Regions from separate parts of the Homo sapiens genome. Here region 2 is linked to region 1. Evidence: chromatin loops called from intact Hi-C (ENCODE). Cell type or tissue: psoas muscle. All regions are shown on one strand. Region 1 overlaps ZNF740 (zinc finger protein 740). Region 2 overlaps IGFBP6 (insulin like growth factor binding protein 6).

Region 1 (2,500 bases):
TGTAAGACCTTGGTAGGGGACTAATTCACTGGCGAGGTGCGGCCACCACCCTACTTCATTTTCAGAGTGACACCCAAGAGGGCTGCTTCCCATGCCTGCAACCTTGCATCCATCTGGGCTACCCCACCCAAGTATACAATAAAGTCTTACCTCAGACCACAGCTGTCACTTTGCTTTACCTCATCAAGGCCAAAGCAGACTGTTTATAGCCTGGGCCTCGGGAAAGCTCTTGTCCATCCTCCTCTTGCCACCTGAGGGCAGGGAGAGGTGCCCAAGCGCGAATGTGCAGGAAACTCCCGGGGTGCACCCTGGGACCCAGGAAGCCAGGTCTGGAAAGGGCCTATGAATTCTCAAGTGCTGCGGATGCAGGGGGGTCCCAGGTCAGAGACACTGCATCTGTTGGTGTCTAGCCTCCTTCCGTCCTGCTGCGTGTGCTTTTTCGTCTTGCTCAGAACTGATGCCCTGTTTTTGCTCCTACTTGCTTGTTCCTCTGTGGAGAAGGGGTTTTAAAATGGCTTATAGGGTGCTGGAAGTTGTGGGGTGATTATGTAGGGAGAAAAAAGGAAAACAACTAAAACCAGTATGAAAAAGCTTCCCCAAAGAGGAGATAGTATGTAGAAAAGCCCCATTTTCCTTTTATTTAAATATCCTAAATATATCACGAAGGAACATACACTGCACTTTAATGGTAAAAAGATACAAGTTTATAACATCTTATAAAAACTACCATTTAAAAGTGATCTTGTCCATTTGATATTCCCCTCCCCCATAGCAAAATATTATTTAAAAAAAAAAAAAACAAAAAACAGGGTGGAGAGGAGGATAGGAAGGGGACAGTTGATAAAACCCCAGGGCCACAGCAGAGGCAAAGGGCATCTGGGGAGAGGGTTCGAAGCTGTGGCGGACTCCACTAATGTAACCCTCCAATGTCAAGCCATGGGCGTGATCAGTAGCTAAGTGATGACAAGGCTGTTGGGGGTGGACGGAAAAGACTTGGGGCAAAGCAGACTGTTTATAGCCTGAGCTGGTAGGGCCTGGTGCAGCAGCCTACCCGGAACTGGCACTACTCTTTCCCAGGTTCCCTGACTCTCTATCCTGGTCTCTGAGAGCGTGCCCTACTTCCGTTTCCCCCACTCCAAACACACCTGAGGCATCTTCCAGTGCTAGGCCCCATGCTGGCCAGCAGGGGTCGGGCATTGGGCCCAGGAGCCTCTGCAGCGGTGTGAGTCAGTGGCTTCCCTGGGGTATCCGTGGGGCTCCCGGGCCCTCTGGATGCCAAATCACTCCTTTCACTGCTTTGCGCCTCTCTTCTCACACATGCACTGCCCCAGACATCAGCGCGGGAACTGAACCAACCACCTGCTCCTGAGTTTCCCTCACTGGGTCCTTGGCAGGGGTGGCTCTGCTATGGCTGTTCGCACATACTCTCTGAAGTTCCCTCCCTCCCACCCACCCAGGCAGGAAACCAAGGTCTGTGGGAACCCAGGGCACCTTCTGACCCAGTACACACATTAGTACACATAGGGGCACAGGTCACTCATGTGAGACTTACATGAATCTCTCCACATACACCCCTATCCCAAAGAGACTAGCTGTAAGTGGCAGGGACAGAGGGCTCTCATTTTCAAAAGCATTTTTGGGAGGATAGTTTTCTAAATATTTTAAAATGGTTTACAGGGTACTGGAAGATGTGGGGTGAATCATCCCAGAAGTGAAGGACAGGAAAAGCCCAGATCCAGCAGAACCCTTGAACAGGAAGGGGGCTGGCTCACATGCAGAAAGATGCCCCTGCTTGCAGGGACCACAGGGCTGATCCAAGGACTGAGGTCTAAGTTCTGGACCACATCAAATGGGAGTGTCAGCATAGAGCTGTAAGAGTACATGGCAGCAAACACTCCTCAGCGTCTCCCCAAAAGGATCTCAGATGCTGTCAGGGAAAATCGAATGGGTGCCATGCCTGCTTTCTTTTTCCCTGAAATACTCATACCACAGAGGTATGGACAACCCCCTCCCCAACCCCACCCCTCCAGAATAGGTAACAGCCAGGAATCATTGCTGGTATCCATTCTTTACATTTTCTGGGAAATGAAATCATACTTTCAGGAGTTTCCCATCTCAGACCCTACTGACAGCTTGGCACTCAGGTTCAGCCAGTCTCCATGATTACTAAGACAGTTCCCGTACCCGCCACAGGTCAGGTCAGGTTACAGTGGGGGTCAACCAAACCCCAAAACTTCCCATAAGGATTCTTTCTTTAGCAGAAAGAAAAGGTTTATTTCACCTTAGAAAATTCATGTTCACAAGCCCTGGCTTGGGTTAGAAACATCCTAACCACCAGGCTGTTGAATTCATCTTAAAAAAAAAAACCCTCCAAAACAAAAGCCCTTCTGTTCCCCAAATTGTGTTCTTCAGCTCCTGCTGAGACCTCAAGCACCCTTCATGTTTGGGCAAGAGGAGGCTATTTTCCACTCATCCTCCCTGAAGGTGAGGGCCAGAGAAG
Region 2 (2,500 bases), 91 kb after region 1:
CCAGGACAGACAATGGAGACGTCTCCAAGCCCAAGGGAGCAGTCTCAGATGGAAGTCTCCAGGGCTTCCCACCCCTCCTGCTCCCTACCAGCTCCAAACGCACCATCTCAGTGTCTTGGACACCCGCAGAATTGGGCTGGGAGGGCGTGGTAGAGGTGCCTGGATTCCTCTGTTGGTCTCTGCGGTTCACATCCTGTGGGCGGGCAGTGCCTGCTTGGGGTTTACTCTCCTTAGGATTCTCCTCTGCAACTGGAGGAGGAATAGGAGAAGGAGAGGTCAGAAATCAGGCAGAGCCATGTGGAGAAGGGCCTTGCCCACATCACCTGCTGAAGTAAGGAAGGGAGGGCCTTATGCCCCGCTGTTGCATGATGCTGGCCCTAGTTTCTTTCTCTGACAAATAGTTATATTACTTTTCCTGACAATATTCCCCAGTATTTCCCATACTGATTTTTAAGGCTTATAAAGGAGATGAATTTTGGAAAGCAAAAATGGAAAATGAGGATGGGTGCAATGGCTCACGCCTGTAATCCCAGAACTTTGAGAAGCAGAGGTGGGAGGATTGCTCGAGCCCAGGAGTTTGAGACCAGCCTGGGCAACATAATGAGAACCTCATCTCTACAAATAATTTATAAAATTACCGAGGTGTGGTGGCGTGCACCTGCAGTCCCAGCTACTTGAGAGGCTGAGGCAGGAGGACTGCTTGAGCCCCAGAAGTCAAGACTGCAGTGAGCCATGATTGTGCTACTGCACTTCAGCCTGGACAACCGAGTGAGACCCTGTCTCAAAAATAAATAAATTATTGGCTGGGCGCAGTGGCTCATGCCTGTCATCCCAGCACTTTGGGAGGCCAAGGTGGGCAGATCACTTGAGGTCAGGCGTTCGAGACCAGCCTGGCCAACATGGTGAAACCCCGTCTCCACTAAAAATACAAAAATTAGCCTGGCATGGTATCAGGCTCCTGTAGTCCCAGCTACTCCGGAGGCTGAGACAGGAGAATCGCTTGAACTCGGGGGGGCGGAGGTTGCAGTGAGACGCTGGACCACTGTACTCCAGCCTGGGCAACAGAGTGAGACTTTGTCTCAAAATAAATAAATACTTTTTAAAATTAATTAATTACTTAATTAAAAAAAATTAACTACTTAATTTTAAAAAATTAATTAATTACTTAATTTTAAAAAATTAACTAATTACTTAATTTTAAAAAATTAACTAATTTAAAAATCAATCAATTAATTACAATAAATAATAAAATAAATGAAAAAATGGAGAACAAATTCAAAGGACTATTTGGGGCTTTGGGCTTTGGGTGAAAAGACCTGGCTGTTCCACCAGAGGCCAGAAGGGGGCGCACGAAGCCGGAGAGCTGGGGCAGAAGAGCAACGGATGTAGGAGGGGGGCCAACAGGGACCCAAAAGGAATGTGTGTCCCTGCTGTGACCTTGCTATGACTCAACCCACCCCTCCCAGGCCTGAGATGTGGTTACTTCTGGGGCACTGCAGTGGGAACCTCTCCCTTCTGGTACCCTGTGACCCAGGCCAGCTCAACCCCAGTGGTCCCAGGAGCACATGGATTCAACCCTTAACCAAGATAGGCTGAGGGCAGATTAAGAAGGTGCAAGGAATGAGGGGCTTCCAACCTGCAGGTTGCTCCTGGCTCTGGAGAAAGTTTCCGGAGGGTCCGGGGAGAGCTCAGGACTGGGAAGGGGTGAGGAAATAAGTCAGGGACAGGAAAAGGCAGAAAGGGGAGCATGTACTGACTGCTTGGAATTTGCCTAACATCTAATCAGATATCAGAACCCCTGAAGGGATCCTCTTCCTCTGTGCCTAAAGACAAGCTCCCAGCTAACTACCACTCACAACCCAGGAGACATTTCCCCTGCAATCCTGAGTCTGATCCTTCTTCCTCAGGATGCCCACCCCTCCCCAGACCTTCTCCTTCATTCCCTACATTTAGCACCCAACCATTTAGTTCCAAACTGCCTCCTCTCATCCACCCAGACCACCTTTTAGGAGGACGCCCAGAAGCCTGCACTCGGGCATTTGGAACTGAAAGAAACTCCAAGTGAATTCTCCATCCCCTCCCGTGGAAGGAACCCAGAGCCTCTGGGATGCGCAGTTTGCATTTCCTGCCCTCCCCATCTCCCCGCTGCCCCCCATGTTTTCACGGCTGATTCACTTCTGTCCCACCCACCCAGTGACTCAGCTTCTGCTCTCCTCCCTGGAGCAGGGTGGGGTAGGATGGGTGAACGATTCTGAGCAGGTTTAAATCATAACCCTGATTTGGCAGATTCCCTCTTTCCCCTACTCTTTCTCCCCTCTCCCCTAACCTACGCCCTAGCCTGCCCTCAGTCCCTACTCAAGTCTAATACAACCCTGGATTTGGGGCCTCTTCGGTTCTAGACGCCTCCTGTTTAGGTGCTTCGAACACCGGTATTAGGAGGAAAGGAGTCATTTCTCAGTGTGTGCAGAATTTCAGAGTCTGGGGTTCCCCTCCCCTTTTC

The links. A loop is a pair of places that touch in the nucleus more often than their neighbours do. Peaks named below come from ENCODE experiments on the same cell type or tissue, not always from the same donor. Only the 100,000 strongest peaks of a DNase experiment are listed, where the experiment ranks them.
Region 2: it touches region 1 in a loop (2.3-fold over the local background); 6 of 110 quality-filtered maps call a loop at or near these places.

What each region holds. Positions count from the first base shown.
Region 1 is chr12:53,188,979-53,191,478 of GRCh38, reverse strand. It overlaps ZNF740 (zinc finger protein 740), which reads right to left. Exons shown (of 7, transcript NM_001004304.4): 7 at 1-2,500. ITGB7 (integrin subunit beta 7) reads left to right here. Exons shown (of 16, transcript NM_000889.3): 16 at 1-156. Among named protein-coding and RNA genes, the nearest start is that of CSAD, 9.3 kb to the right of the region's middle. RefSeq lists a silencer at 1,100-1,394. In psoas muscle, CTCF peaks have their summits at 971 and 1,170 (motif pointing right); a DNase peak (open chromatin) is centred at 1,218.
Region 2 is chr12:53,098,461-53,100,960 of GRCh38, reverse strand. IGFBP6 (insulin like growth factor binding protein 6) reads right to left here. Exons shown (of 4, transcript NM_002178.3): 2 at 104-249. Among named protein-coding and RNA genes, the nearest start is that of IGFBP6, 2.0 kb to the right of the region's middle. RefSeq lists a silencer at 1,274-1,489. In psoas muscle, a CTCF peak has its summit at 1,332 (motif pointing right); DNase peaks (open chromatin) are centred at 1,360 and 2,160; H3K4me3 peaks cover 822 bases; H3K27ac peaks cover 1,049 bases.